Regions from separate parts of the Homo sapiens genome. Here region 1 is linked to region 2. The links are chromatin loops, found by intact Hi-C in ENCODE. Cell type or tissue: IMR-90. All regions are shown on one strand.

The links. A loop is a pair of places that touch in the nucleus more often than their neighbours do. Peaks named below come from ENCODE experiments on the same cell type or tissue, not always from the same donor. Only the 100,000 strongest peaks of a DNase experiment are listed, where the experiment ranks them.
Region 1: it touches region 2 in a loop (6-fold over the local background); 5 of 110 quality-filtered maps call a loop at or near these places.

The regions. Positions count from the first base shown.
Region 1 is chr20:61,741,989-61,749,988 of GRCh38, reverse strand. CDH4 (cadherin 4) reads right to left here. Exons shown (of 16, transcript NM_001794.5): 3 at 6,200-6,426. All of the region lies in intron 1 of CDH4-AS1 (CDH4 antisense RNA 1), which reads left to right. Among named protein-coding and RNA genes, the nearest start is that of CDH4-AS1, 9.1 kb to the left of the region's middle. RefSeq lists enhancers at 2,620-3,120, 3,121-3,621. In IMR-90, no CTCF peak of the experiment used is centred here; DNase peaks (open chromatin) are centred at 1,418 and 4,728.
Region 2 is chr20:61,884,152-61,892,151 of GRCh38, reverse strand. The region is part of intron 7 of CDH4 (cadherin 4); the gene reads right to left. Among named protein-coding and RNA genes, the nearest start is that of MIR1257, 66 kb to the left of the region's middle. RefSeq lists an enhancer at 150-649. In IMR-90, a CTCF peak has its summit at 4,779 (motif pointing right); no DNase peak of the experiment used is centred here; H3K27me3 peaks cover 140 bases.

The DNA of each region.
Region 1 (8,000 bases), 140 kb after region 2:
CCTGGGTTCGAGCAATTCTCCTGCCTCAGCCTCCTGAGCAGCTGGGATTACAGGGGCGTGCCACCATGCCTGGCTAACTTTTGCATGTTTAGTAGAGACAGGGTTTCACCACGTTGGCTGGGCTGGGCTCAAGCTCCTGACCTCAGGTGATCCACCTGCCTTGGCCTCCCAAAGCGCTGGGATTACAGGCACGAGCCACCACGCCCAGCCAATTTTCTGCCTTCTTTATCTTGTAATATATGCATTTAAGGCTAAACATTTCCATCTGGGCATGACTTTAGCTACATCCCAGTAGTTTTATTACTCAGTTCAAAATATTCACTAATTTCCATGTGATTTTTTTTTTTCCTGCCCAAGGGTTAATGAGAAGGCTTTTACTTAACTTCTAAATCTATGGGGATTTTCCAGTTACATTCTTTGTTATTGATTTCTAGCCTACTTGCTCTGAGTTAAGAAAACAAACTATGTTTTGATTTTAAACCTTTGAAGTATGTTGAGAATTGCTTGAAGGCTATGAAGTATGTTGGGACTTGCTTGGTTAATATTTGTAAATGTTCTGTCTATACTTAAAAATCATGTGTATTTAGCAGTGGTTGGTTTCTGTGCTTTTATATGTCTCAGTAAAGCCAGACCTGTTAATTGTGTGATTCTAATCTATTTCCTTACTGATATTTTCTGCTTGTTCTATTATTTGCTAAGAAATTTTGTTAAAATTGACCACTGATTGCATAGTTACTTCTCCTTTTATTTCTATCAATTTTGGCATAAATATTTTGAAGTCATATTATTAAGTGCACACAAATTTAGGATTCCTGTATCTTCTTGGTGAATTATTTATCATTACGAAGTGTTCCTCCTTGAATAGAATGCTTTTTCCTCAGATTCTATTCATCTGATATTAACAGAGTCCACTAGCTTCCTTTTGATTGGTACTTGCATGGTATTTATTTCTCTAGGATTTTACTGCTAAACTTTAGCCTTATACCTTTTAGGTATATCTTTTACAAACTGCATATAGTTGGATTTATCTTTATCCATCAATTTTTTAAATTACAACAAAGAGAAATGTGTAGCCCATCTATTCTGTTTTCATTTCTCTTTTTTGCATTTTTTGGCTTGATAATTTTTATTATTCTATTTTTTCCTTTTATTACGTTACTACTTACAGACTTTTATGACTCTTTTAGTGATTTTCTAAAGACTTTATAACAAGTATTTTCGTCTTATTTAGGAGTAATATTAATTTGTTATTTCCATCATTTTTGAGAAAAATGCAAACAACTTCTATCTCTTTGATTCCATTTATCCCTTCTCAAAGTTTATGCAGTTTTTGCTGTAAATTCGAGTTCTCTGTTTACACCCATGAAACATTACACTGCTGTGATTCATTTGTATTTTTCAGTGTTCTTGGCCTTTTCCCAGCTCTTCATTCTTTCCTCCATTTCTGAGTGTTCACCTCAACTTGTTTTATTTTTGTTTGAAGAACATCATTTGGGACAGATTCTTTCAGTTTCTCTTCATTCAACTTTACTTCCTGAAAGACAGTTTTACTGGATGATAGAATTCTATTTTCTTTTAGCACTTTTAAGATATTCCTTGGGAGGCCGAGGCAGGCAGATCACGAGATTAAGAGATCCAGACCAGCCTGGCCAACACGGTGAAACCCCATCTCTACTAAAAATACAAAAATTAGCTGGTCATGGTGGCACACACCTGTGATCCCAGCTACTCAGGAGGCTGAGGCAGGAGAATCACTTAAACCCGGGAGGTGGAGGTTGCAGTGAGCTGAGATTGCGCCACTGCACTGCAGTCTGGGCAACAGAGCGAGACTCTGTCTCAAAAAAAAGAAAAGAAATCATTCAATGGCATGGAATGGAACGGTCTTCCAACCCCCCCACAACGCCCCAGCTCCTGCGGAGAAGTCAGCCTCCTAGTCATTGCTTCCTCAAAGGAATTCTGCCTTTTCTGTCTGCTTTTGAGATTTCCTCTTTGTCTTTGGGTTCTAACTATTTTACTATAAAGCATCCAGGTGCTGTTTTTTTTTTTAAATATTTCTCCTGCATAGAGTTCACAGGGCTTCTTGAATCCATGCCTAAATGAATGTTATCAGTTTTGGAATATTTTCTGCCACTATATTTTCAAATATTACTTCTGCCCCATTTTCTCTCTCCCCCTCATATTGCAAATATACACATTAGACCTTCTTACTGCCTCTCTAATATCTCTTACGGTTGCTTCTGTATTTTCCTTCTGTGTATCTCTTCACGCTTTAGAGCACGAATGTTTTTGATATATTTTGCTTCACTAATTCTTCAGCTATGTCAAATCTGCAGATATATGTATCCATTGAGCTCTTCATTTTGTTTGGTTTAGTTTTCAATTCCAAACTGCCCAACGATTAAGAATTCTGTTTTATACCTTCTAATTATCTCTCAAAGTCTTCTATTTAATTTGCTTAAAGATAGTAAGTGTAGTTAGTGTAAAATCTCTCTGATTGCCCCATGCTCTGGAGCCTCTGTGGGTCTTTTTTTTTTTTTTTTTTTGAGACAGAGTCTCACTCTGTTGCCTAGGCTGGAGTGCGGTGGCTCACTCGGCTCACTGCGAGCTCCGCCTCCCAGGTTCATGCCATTCTCCTGCCTCAGCTTCTCGAGGATCTGGGACTATAGGCACCTGCCACTACGCCCGGCTAATTTTATTTTTGTTTGTATTTTTAGTAGAGACAGAGTTTCACCGTGTTAGCCAGATGGTCTCGATCTCCTAACCTCATGATCCGCCCGCCTCGGCCTCCCAAAATGCTCAGATTACAGGCGTGAGCCACCGCGCCCGGTCCCTGTGGGTCCTTTCTTATCTGCCTCTTCTTTCGATTGTTCTTTCTATGTCTTGTCCCTCCTCATGTGCCCAGTCATGAGGCCGAGTGCTGGACGTTGAATATGAAAGGAGATGGGCACAGCTGAAGGCCTGGGTGACAGTTCACACTGGGGGAGATGCACAGTTGCTTCTGGCAGGCGGCCAGGACACCAGCAATCCGGTGTCACCTTGATCATCTATAGAGGCTGGCATCACGCTCTGTAAGGGCGCATCAACCAGGTGGCCCAGCGTCCCACAGTGACCCCCACTCCCTGCCTGCCTCCTCCTGCCCCCATGCCACCTGGCAAGGCCCAGCACTGTGATAAGCACAGGACTGTGAAGCCTGGAACCAGGCAATGACAGCCATATGCGCTGCTGTTTTCCACCTCCTGACCTCCATAACCTCATGAAATACCAGCACCCTTTGGCTGGGACATGGGTAGCATTACTCTCCCATTCTCCAGAGCAGTTCACCTCAAAGTTGTGTGAATTCTCCCAAAACACCCAGCCAGTAAGTCGCAGAAGCCTTGCCGTGCACCCACACCCTGGGTGGCTGCTCTTGCGCCATGCCGGGCTCTGCCATACCTGCAAAGTCCTTTTCCACTCCTTCCCCACACATCAGTTCTCCTGTGCAGCACAGGGCTGTGGTCACATGCTCAGCACCCTCATCCATGATGTAACAGCACCCACTTCCAGGGGTGTGGAGAGGGTTAGATGAGCCTACACCACTTGGGGCAAGGTCTGAGTGGGTGCTAGAAAGTCAGGAGAGGAACCATTGGCAACAAAAGCGCTGGAGGACCGGGTCTCCTGGGCTGCAGAGACTGCCCACTGTGCCCTGCAACAGTCATGTCTCAGGGACTCAGGGCTGTGCCCCACAGTGACCCCATGGCCCCCATGGGACAGGGTCCTCAGGCTGCCCAAGGGCCTGCCTTGTTCACCAGGGCGTGGCTTGTAATAATCACTCAGGAAAGTACGAAAACGACATACGCCGGACTCACAGGTGGGGCTCACGATTTGGGGGCCACTGCTGTTAGAGGCACGCTCTGCTGCCTGGTTTAACATCTGGGCTCCCCAGGGTGCGCTGAGCCTGGGACATGAATTCAGTGTCCCCTGCTCCGCTGGTTGGGTGCTTCCTGCACCAGCCTGGTGTGGGTCGAGGCACATTCCCACGGGGACTGTCTAGCGGCAACCACAGCTGGGCCTGCCCCTTCTGCAGAGGATCAGGGGATTAAATCTGAAATCGCTTCATTAACATGCCCAAGAAAAGGTGTCATTATATTTTCAATTAGAGCCTTTATCGGAGGCCTTGGAAGGCTCTCAGGGGCTCTGCTCTCGGCTCACAATCGGGGACTTGGGGACAGCTTGGAAGTCACAGGCATGATGGGGATGAAAGTCCCTGCCTGTCAGTGTCCCGGCACAGCTCAGGGAGGGAAGGGACCCCCATGGGACAGGGTCCCCAGGCTGTCCAAGGGCCTGCCTTGCTCACCAGGGCGTGGCTTGTAATAATCACTCAGGGAAGAAGGAAAATGACATACACCGTCCTAGACTCGTCAGGACTCACAGGTGGGGCTCATGATTTGGGGGCCACTGCCGTTAGAGGCGTGCTCTGCTGCTTGGTTTAACACACTCAGGAGGACTCTCAAGACCTCCTTCCCCCGTGGGGTCAGCTCATCATGCAGTGAAGACTGTCCATCTGAGTCACACTTTCTCTTTTCTAACCTAAACCACCTCCGCTTCCATCTCCGCTTCCATCTGAGAAACAAGTCAGAAGAAGACACAGGTCCCTCCCTTCCCAAAGTGGGTTCCTTGGCACACCTGTCTTGCAAGCTTTCCATGGAGAAGGGTTCCTTGGTCAGACAGTTTGGGGAAACTTGCAGACTGGTCTCACTCAGAGGCTTACACAGCACATGAGTCATGAGGTTCTGGGAAACCCACGGAAAGGAATCTGCTTGCCTCTGCTTAACGCTTTACTTCCCGAGGGCCCTTTTCCGAGGGAGTGCCCATGATTGCTAGTGGCCGCCGCCTTGCGTGGTGATTTCCTTTGCTCACCGTATCTCAAACGACCCCATAGAGGCCTCATGTTAACTGGGGGGATCTGGAGGGGTTGGCACACATTCTTTCCACCACTGGGGCCCCTCAGGCAGGCAGCTGCAACAGCTGGACCTGCAGGCTGGCCTTCCTTAGTGCTCTCCCACAGGCCGCCTGGTTGCAGCTTCTTCAGCAGCCTCCACACCTGAAGGCTGGCGCAGTGGCTGCAACCAACGCCAGGACACTCAAGGCGAAGGGGACCTGGCCACTTCCCCGTCAGGCACGGGGAACCTAACAGCTAGAACTGGGGATGAACGCAGGTTGTTCAGGAGCCTGGTGCTGGATTGCTGGAATATGCCAGGATGAAAGGGAGCCTCAGGACAGGGCATGGTGAAGGCGCCCCTCCCTGTCACCCGGGTGAGCCAGGCAGCCGGGTTAGAAGGAGGCAGAGTCGGAGGGCAGCTGGGATCCTGAACAGCAGATGTTTTATGTCTGTGTGAAGCTGTCTGTCTGTCTCTCTCTCTCCCTCCCTTTCCTTCTCTCTCTCCCTCCACCTCTCTCCATCTCTCTCCCTCCTTCTCTCTCTCCCTCTCTTCCTCTCCCCTCCCTTTCCTTCTCTCTCTCCCTCCACCTCTCTCCATCTCTCTCCCTCCTTCTCTCTCTCCCTCTCTTCCTCTCCCTCCCTTTCCTTCTCTCTCTCCCTCCACCTCTTTCCATCTCTCTCCCTCCTTCTCTCTCTCCCTCTCTTCCTCTCCCTCCCTCTCCTTTCCTGTCTCTCTCCACCTCTCTTCTCTCTTTCTCCCCATCCCTCTCTCATTCTCTTCTCCCTCTCCTTTGCTGTCTCCCTGCACCTGCCTTCCTCTCTGTTATTCTCTCCATCGCCTCCCCACTCTCTGGTTGGCTCCTTTCCAACCACACAGTCTCCGCTTGCTTCTCATCCCTCCAGGCTTCAGAACGCCCTGGGCCTGGTGGACTACAAACTTCGGGAGGTAGGAGAGATTCCAGAATTTGCAGTGCCCAGTTTGAAATGAAAATTTGGGGCCCCTTGTTCAAAAACATATGAAGAGCGACAAGACCGTGGCATAGTGTCTGAACCTGAGTGTGGGGCCTGTGTGCCTGCCCAGGGGGCCTTCCCGCAATGACGGCCCTGCCTCAGGTCAGTGCAGAGGGCAGGGGTGCTTGGTTGGCAATGGCCTGAGTGGCACAGCCCGAGGAGGAGGTGACTGTCTGTCCTGTGGGAGCCCTGGCAGAGGCTCTGCCCAGGGCCTGCAGGAGGAACTAGGTCATCTAAACTCCAGCGCAGACCCGGGCGGTCACACCTTACCTTGTGTCCAGAGTGCGGGGACGAGGTCTGGGCCACCAGCAACCGCACCACGGCGTCCCATTTCTCTGCTGTCTGGCTGTCCCATGCAGTCACCGTGAACGCCACCTGCTCGGAGGGGACCTGCAGCTCCCGGGTGGCGAAGACTGTCCCATCTGCCCCAACTTTGAAGTCCATGCTGTTGGTCTCATATTGTGTCCCCTTGGTCCCCACACAGCTGCTGAACTTGACTGCAAGAGGAGGGGGAGAGAGTCAGGGTCGGCTTGGCCAGCAGAAGGGCGGTAACAATGGCAGCAACCACGCAGGACGCCCTACAGGCCCCCAGTGGGCATGAGGGGCATGAGGTTTGCACTGATTTCTCCACCTCCCGAGAAGGTGGTGTGTTTTATCTCAACCCCCTAGAGAATTAGCCAGAGGCCTTTAAAAAAGGGGGGGAAGAAAAGCAACACTGAGCTTCCATTCTATTTACAACACAGCTGCACTCCCTTCTGCAAACGCATCTCTCCCTTGCCGCTGTTATCTCCGAATTCAGCCGGAGTCTGTGAGCGGCACAGTGGGTATTCTCCACCTCAAAAATATTCCCTCAGTTCCCCCCACTCTTGCCTATGCAAATCTTCTTCCTGCCAGCAGAGACTGTGAAGCCACTAATGGACCTGTTTTTCCACTCCAAGAAGGCTAAGTACAAGGAAGGAGCAAGAGAGAGCTGGCATCTGGGGACCATTCCCCCATGGCAGGTGGATTCTGGCAGCAGAACTCGGCTCTGCTGTGTTTCTGGTCCTTTTTATTATTAAGCCAGACCTGATGCCTGCAAATGGCCTTGGGGTGGGCTAGGCAGGTGTGGCCAGGGCAGACCCTGGCCCCACCAAGTGCTTTCTTGGTGAACTGGAAACAGAGTTGAAGTCAGACAGTCTATTGATACCGCTGGGTGCTGAGCATTGCTTCGCTTCCAAAACATTAACCAGTAGGCACCAGGATGCCAACCTCCCTTCACGGCTCCAGCATCATGGCCATCTCTAATTCTGCTGCAGAAAAAGACACCTCCAGAGGCGCAGATTCATCCGGACACATTAGTGCATTTTTTAGACGTGTGCTTTTGCAACTGTCACCTACAGCCGTGGTAAATTACGACGCACCCACAGCCCGTGTCACATTCTGCTCATAAAAGCCACGGATAAAGTTAACTCCTATTTATAAAAATGTGGGTATCTAAGCAATTATGGTGGGAGGATTGGTTTTTCAAGCAATTTTGCTGTCACAGCTTACATGATTTAATTACTATTTATTCGAGAAACCAAAAAAAGCGACTCACTGTTACATTAGATAAAGTGTTTTCCCCTCGCATTCACCTTTTACTGTTGCCTGCCTTGAAAGAATAAATAACGTGTCTGTTCCCTCTTCTCAATAGTTCACTTTAGATATCTTCCCAGCCAATGGCACCTCCTACTTGTGGGTTTCATGTGAAACATTTTCATGTGAAAATGTTTTTAAATGTGATGACACCAGGCATTTCCACCCTGTCTGGTTCAACAGAGCAATGAAACTTCCAGACTCCAGAGCCCCCCGGTGGCTCCTCTGATGGACAGGATCAACCCAGGCAAGGGTCTGCTGTGGCTCCCCGGATCTGTTCCCCTTCTAAGGACGGAATCATTACATTTTTTTTTTTTGAAGTGACAGGAAAATTCCAAACTGCTTTTATAGTACTGTTTGCCCAATGGTAAACAAATTAAAATCAGCAACAACTTAGTGGATCAATCATTTCTGACATCTGATTGTCACTGACAAAGATAAAAATGACAGTGCTGTG
Region 2 (8,000 bases):
CTGTGGGCTGAATCTGCGCATCACTATTATTGTAAATAAAGTTTTATTGACACATGGCTATGCTCTTTTATTGACACATTATCTATGGCTGCTTTCACACTCTCAAGGCAGAGCTGAGTATCTGCACAGAGACTGTATGCCCCACAAAACCTAAAATATGGACCACCTGGTACTTTATAGAAGACGTTTGCTGACCTTGGGCTCCAATATCAGGCAGTGTAAGCCACTGCCACCTGGACAGGCCTGAGAGCAAGGCCACAAGCATCTCAGGGAGGGAGGGCTGGGGATCCAGAGGAGGCTTCCAGGAAGAGGCAGTCACACTGCCTGAAGGTGACAGGGTGAACTGAGGGCAGGGCTGGGAGGTGCGGTTGGACCCGGGAGGTGGGAACACGGCAGCCAATCAGGGTCTGGGGTGTTCCACAAGGCCTCCCACCCAGAACAGGGTGACTGTGGCTTGGTGACCAGGCCCAGCCTACATGGGGCCAGGGCTCAGTGCAGTGGGGCGCTGGCTCCTGGGCCCTCCAGCCCCAACATGTGCCTCATCATGCAGCCCTGGCTGTTGTTCTGAGAGATCTCCCTCAAGGAGGCAGGTGTCAGGGGCCTCTCGGAAGGGCAGGAAACTGCTTCTTGGCCCATGCCTGCGTGGTCCCTGCAGCAGATCAGTCACCTGGAGAAGGGGGGAGGACTGCAGCACTCAGAGCTCCTGCAGGGCCGGGGAGAGTGGGCGGCTCAGGCCCCCTGCAGGAGAGGGTTCCAGGGGGAGGCTGTGAGGCTCAGCAGGACAGGGAGGGGCCTGCAGGCTGCAGAGCCGTCAGCAACCTTGGCCTCCTGTATTTGGCAGCCCCCTCTGTAAAATGGGACACGACTGTGTTCTGCTGACCACATAGCCGTGACCAGTTGCTGAGACAGTGAACAGGAACGTGCAGCCCAAACCAGGTTTTCATTATTTCTCTCCCACTGTTGGCTTTCTCCCCTCCCTCGTTACCCCAACATTTGCCCCACATGGCGCCCTGTCTGCACTGTGCACCCCACACCTCCTATCCCTGCCCCTCTGTGCTTGCGGGTGTGTTGTCCCTCTCCCTCCTTCCGCTGGTGAGACCCCACTCTTCCTTCCAAAATGAGCTCCCCTAAAGTCTCTGGAATTGATTTTGCTTCTCTCATTAACCCTGGAGGTGCAGCGTGACCCGGACAGCCACAACCCTGCCCACATCTGCTGTAGGCTGGACTCTCCTGGAAGACCCAGAGTGCCATGAGGACTGAGTCTTGTCCAGCTTTGTGTCCAAAGTGCCAGATACAGACCTGGCACACAGTAGGTAATCGGTGTCTGTTGAGGGAACCAAGTTAATGAGTCGTGTCTAACAGAGCTGACATTTACCAAGATGAATAGAACTTGGAGTCAAGGAGATACAAAAAAAACCAGAAATAGCTTACACTTACTTGGGTGCTATATCCTACTTTGATAGTTTTCTCACAGTAGGTTAACCCTTACCTGCTCCCCTTCTTCCTTTCTCCCTCATCCGTCTACCCATCCCCTTACCCATCCATCCATCCATCATTTACCCATCCATCATCTGCACATCCATCATGCATCATCCACCCATCCATCCATTCATAATCCATCCATCCACCTGTCCAGCATCCATCATCCACCCATGCATCCATCATCCATCCATCCACTCACCCTTCCATCATCCATTTATCCATCCATCCATCCACCCGTCATCTATCCATCCATCATCCATCCATCCATCCACCCATCTACCATCCACCATCTGCTTACCCATCCATTATCCATCTATCCATACATCCATTCACTCACCCATCCATCATCCATCTATCCATCCATCCATCCACCCTTCTATCATCCACCATCTACTTACCCATCCATTATCCATCTATGCATCCATCATGTATCCATCCATCCACTCACCCATCCAACATCCATCTATCCATCCATCATCTATCCATCCATCATCCAACCATCCATTCACCCATCCATCATCTACCATCCACCATCCACTCACCCATCCATGATGCATAATCCATCCATGCATCCATCCATCCATCCATCCATCCACCCATGCATCCATCATCTATCCATCCATCATCCAACTATCCACTCACTCATCCATCATTGATCCATCCACCCATCCATCAGCCACCTATCCATCCACCCATCATCCATCCATCCATCATCCAACCATCCACTCACTCATCCATCATCGATCCATCTACCCATCCATCATCTATCCATCCATCCATTCACTCACCCATCCACCATCCATCTATCCATCCATCCATTATCTATCCATCCATCATCCAACCATCCATCCACCCATCCATCATCCACCATCCACCATCCACTCACCCATCCATCATGCATAATCCATCCATGCATCCATCCATCCATCCATCATCCATCTGTCTGTCCATCCATCCATCATCTATCCATCCATCATCCAACTATCCACTCACTCATCCATCATTGATCCATCCACCCATCCATCATCCACCTATCCATCCATCCATCCATCATCTATCCACCCATCATCCATCCATCCACTAACTCATTCATCATCGATCCATCTACCCATCCATCATCCATCATCCACCATCCACTTACTCATCCATCATCCATCCATCCATCATCCATCCATCATCCACTCACTCATCCATCATCTATCCATCCATCCATCCATCCATCCATGCATCATCCATTCATCTATCACCCATCATCTACCCACCCATCCCTCATCCATCATCCACCATCCACCCACCCATCCATCATCCATCATCCACCATCCACTCACCCATCCATCCATCCATCCATCCATCCATCCATCCATCCATCCATCCATGCTTTAAAGAGACCTCTCCTTATGTCAGGTGGATTACAACCAACCAATAAGGAAGCTGAGGTCCTCTCATCCATCCATGAGATAAGGAAACTGAGGGAGGTGAGAGAGGCTTCTACGGAAGTGCAAGGGGAGCTGGTTGAGGAAGGAAGGTGGGGGCTCACTAGAGGGAGGAGGGAGTGATAGCATGAGCTGCAGGCACAGCAGGGCTGGGGCAGGAGGTATGAGGTGCATGGTGCAGAACAGGGCATTGTTGGGGGCTAATGCAGAGGCCGTGAGGGAGGGGAGAAAGCCAACAATGGGGAGAGAACAATAAAAAAGCATGTTCCTGTTCACTATTTCAGTGACTGGTGTCACACTGCGTGGTCAGTGGAGCTCATATTTCTTTACCATTTACGGAGGGGAAGACTGAGTCCAGTGAGGGCCAGGCAGTCCCATGACCTCCCCAGTTCTACACAGCTGACCAGGGCAGAGCGAGGGGACCGGTCAGGGTCCCTGATGCTGTGTCAGTCTGCGCTTCAGGCCTTTGTTATGGATGGGACTCAGGCAGCACCAATGATGTCCATGGTGACATCAGCCCGATGCCCGCTGGGTCTCCTGAATGTGGGATGGACATCATGGAAACAGCAGAGCTGGCGCCACCCTTGACTGGCTGCTCTTGGCAACCTCAGGGTCAGGATCTGCCTTCTAACTGTGGACCAATGTGTGTCCAGACATTCGCTGGGCCTGAGGCCTTGGACTTCATGGTACTACCCATAGCAGAGGTCCCTTCCCCAAGGTTTCTGTGCCTCAGGATCCCAACAGAAAGAAAATGTGCCCTCCTGTTCATCAAGGCAGAGACCAGCCAGCCCACCTCTGGAAGCTTCCCCACCCTGGCTGTGTTCTCCTTCACCTGTGAGCACCCGGCCCTCCCTTGCAGCGGCTGGACGGAGCCTGAAGGTTGGCTCTGCCTCTAGGTAGGAGGCTGCAGAGATGGGCTGGGGACGGTGCCAGCAGCGGTGGACAGGCTTGCCAATGAGAACCCAAATGTCAGATACCCATGCCACCTTGGTGAGGGGCCGGGATCCTGCCTGCGGAGTCTCATTTCATCCATGTCCCATCTGTGTGTACCGGCAGTGGCGGCGGCTCTGCAGGGATGTGGCTGCATCTCACTTCAGTCCCCGCTCCCCCAGGAAACGGAATCAGGTTTTCTGACAGGGCAGCAGGCAGCCTCGCTGTGGACACTCTTCATTTCTCACCCAAGTTTCTCTTGTTCTTTACAAATCCGATTTTCTTCCCCCTCCCAGGACAGATTTGGAAATTGAAGCTGCAGGGGGCTCTCAGCAGCCTCTTTCCTGGGCGTGATGTCCCCCTCAGGAGGTGCCCCACTGCCTGCCTGCACCGGCCCCCCTCGGCCACCCATCCTGCAGCGTAGGGTCCCCAGGCTGCTCTCAGCTACATGTTTATTTGGCTGTGGCTGCCTCCTCCCGCAGCATGGCACCGCCAGAAGGACCAGACTGGAAAACAGGAGACTGACACGGGCCGGCAGGAAAGGGAGGGATCCAAGCGGAGAAGAATGTCAGCCTGCAGAGAAACTGCTGTCACAGACTTGCGGCATGACATCATTCTCCAAGTCTCCATTTCTTCAGTCATCCAATCAGAGCCGGTTCATGGAAGCCACCCCTGGCTGTGGTGCTTTCAATGTATAGGAAAGAAATGTATTCTTTTCTATATATTGAAAATAAATCAAGCATCGTAGAAACCCAGAGACATGTACAGTGTATTGTGTGTGTGCATGTGTGTATGCGTGCTTGTGCACGAGTGTGCATGCCTGTGTGTGCGTGTATACACACGTGTATGTGTGCACCTCTGTATGCATGTAAACCCACATGTGCATGGATGTGCATGCGTGTTGTGTGTGTGTGTGTGCAGCTGACTGCCACTAGAGGGCAGCTGGGTCTTGATTTCGAGAGGCAGGGCAGGGGTGTCTCCTGGCTGGGTAGGGGCAGGAAGCTAGACCCGCAGGAAGGAAGAACTCTCCCAGGGGACCCCCGGAAGCAGCCAGTGGCCTTCCCGTTGGCAGGGCTTCTGAAGTCCAGGCAGGGTTGGCCTGGCTCCCCTGGGAGCACTGGGGAGGTGGGGTCAGGCTCCTGACCTCATCACTGTGCCCATCTCCCCCTTTTCTGGGATGTTCTCTGGGGTGAGAGGGTGGGTGGGCAGGACCCAGGCATGTGCTCATGAGGCGGTCATGGGAGCTCCTGCAAACAGGCCTCCTTGCAGACGTGGCTGATCTGCATGTAGCGGGCCTGGGCTGGCTTGGCTGGAGGTTTCGACACATTTATCTAAAAGGCTTACATTGGGCTGCTCCCTTTGCCCTCAAGTGCATTTCATTCCTGTGAGGCGGGCAAGGGGAGCCCCACGTTAACCACAGGGCAGGGCCCTGTTCTCAGAAGTGTCTGGCACCTCCTCCCGGTGCCCCAACAGGCCTCGCTGTGTGCAGTCCTCCAAGGGCCCGTGTGGCACAGGGGCACGGCGCCCTCCCACTTTGCAGAAGATGAAGGCCTGGGACTTCCCTGAGGTCAGGGGCTGGTGAGTGCTCTGGAGGCCAGCAAGTGTCTCCCAGCCCTCATAGGACAAACAGATGACCCAGGACTCAGCTCTGGACCAGCGTCCCAGCGTCCTCTCTCCATAGCTGACATGTGCAGCCTCTGCTCCCCACGTCAACCCTCGATGGAGGTGTCTGGGCGGGCAGCGGGAGTCCTGCACAGCTGGGTGTGCCCTGCTGGATGCATGCTCCTGTCCTGGGCTGGGGCCCCTACCCTTCCTGCTTCTGCCAGGTGCAGAGAATTCATTAAAAAGTGATTTGGCCATTTTCAAGTTCAAGAGGAGGGAAGAAAACCACAGTGGGCCATCCCTGGGGTTTTTGCTCACCTCCCCATAGCTCAGCATGTAAATTTTGCAGAACAGCCATCAATAATGCAGGCGGCCAGCCTGCCCTAGAAAGGCATCAAAGCTTCCTGAGTCGAGCGTGCCCTGGCCATACCCAGCATCGGCTGGCCGGCTGCACAGCCAGTGAGGCACCCTGGCAGGAGCCACGCCTGGAACTCAGATCCTGAAGTTCTCCTGGATGCTGCCCCCACCCCAGCCACCATCTAGGGATGGTCTCATCTGCCAGGCTGCAAGCACGCCTCCCCCACCTGCTCTGGGCTCTCTGCACCTAGAGGCGGTACATATGGGGGTATAAAAGGAGTCCCAAGGCCCTGTAGCCCAGGCTTGCAGATGCCCTGCATCCCTTCCTTCTGGGTGAGCCAGAGCCAGTCCCAGCACGACGGCGGCTGCTGCTCTGGGAGCTTCTCCAGCTCCTCTCAGGTCAGCGCTGTTCCCACTGCTTCCTCCTGGACCACACACTCCCCAAGGGCCTTCCCTGCTGTCACTGCTGGAACCTCCATCCCCTTGGAAGCTGCGAGATGGAGCAGACAGAGATCTGGGTCCTGCTCTCCGTCTCATCCTCAGGCTGCACAGCACCTGGGGTCTGTCCGGAGCCTGAGAATGTGACTCCGGCATGAAGATTAGATGCTGTGGGAGGAGGGAGTGCAGGCACCACGGAAAACAGGCTGGCGGGTCCTCACAAGTCAAGAGTCACCACGGGGCCTGGCAGCTCCGCTCCTGGGTATGTATCCAAAAGAGCTCAAACCAGGGGTTCTGACAAACACTTACACGCCCTCGTTCAAAGCAGCGCCATTAACAGCAGCCAAAAGGGCCGAACAGCCAAGGGTCCATTGAGCGATGAATGGACAAAGAGAACGTGGTTGCCCCATGCAGCGGAATATTATTCAGCCATTAAGAGGCATGAAACGCAGACACGAACTACCACGGTGACGCTCGGTGAGAGACACCAGACACGAAACGCCATGCATGGAAGGAGCCCACTTACAGGAAATGTCCAGAATAGGCAAATCCGTAGAAGCAGAAAGAAGATTTGGGGCTGCCAGGGGCTGGGGGAGCTGGGGGTAAGGGAGTCGAGGAGAAATGGGATGGTTCTGGGGTGATGGAAGAGTCCTGGAGCTAAGTCAAGGTGATGGTTGCACAACCTTGTGACCACTGAACCCCGCTGAAGCGTACAGTTAAAGGGTGTGTTTGGTGGCGTGTGAGCTCCCTCTCAAGGCACAGGCACGAACGTGCTATGTGTCGACTTCAGTCCCCGCTGCCTTGCAGGGGCCCGAGGGACTCAGCACCCTATGTCCACTCTAGCATGGATCACCGAGCTGGTGGGGTGGGGGCTGCCTCTGGCTGGCAGTCGTTCTGGCCAGATTCTGTGCTGGGCCTGCAGACTGACCCTTAGGCTATCAGAGAAGGGACTCTCCAGGCTGAAGGGACCTGGGGCCTACCCTATGCCTACTCTTAGCCCGGGGCTCCAGCCGGTGTCCCAACCCCGCACCTCCCGCTACAGGCTGAGTCCCTCTCCAGGAAGCCTTCCCCGCCCCCACCCCAGGGCTCTCTCCTTCCTCCAAACCCCTCAGCCCTTCGGGGCTGCTGCTGTTCTGGGAGGAGGTGCTGCCTGGGTGGCACATTCCACCTGTCCAGGTGAATTTCCCGGGCACCCAGGAACTAGCAGCAGCCGCCCCCGAGGTGAGGTGCTCAGCCCTTCAGCCTTCAAATGCAGGTCCGGGGGTGCGGAGGGCTCCTTTCTGAGGTTCCCTCGCCTGGGGTGGGGAGGGGCTGAGCATGGAGCCCCTCGCTGGGTGCCCCCAGGCTGTCACCGAGAGATCACCCCTGCTCAGGGGCACGGCCACACGGGGAGCCCCAAGGGGTGCCATCTTCCCTCCCTCCCTCCTGAACACCCTGCTCACCCCTTTAAACTCGTGGACCGTCCACTGCCACTGTCTCTCCCTCACCACTTCTGGCTCCGCAGACTTTGCCTCCTGCAGGATGAGGGGCTGAAAACCAGGGACCCGGCCCCTTAGCTGTCCGGGTTGCTGCGTGGAAGGAAGCGTGTCTCACTCAACCTTCTGCTCAGCTGCCCTTTGCACAGCCAGGACAGTGACGTGCAGCTGCCTCAGCTCTTGTGGGTTTTATGACCCCTTGGGGCCTCCGGTGTCCCTAGCTCTGGCCGTGTTCACTGGTGGCCCAGAGCCTCTGCACTGCGCCCCACAAGCCCAACTCCAG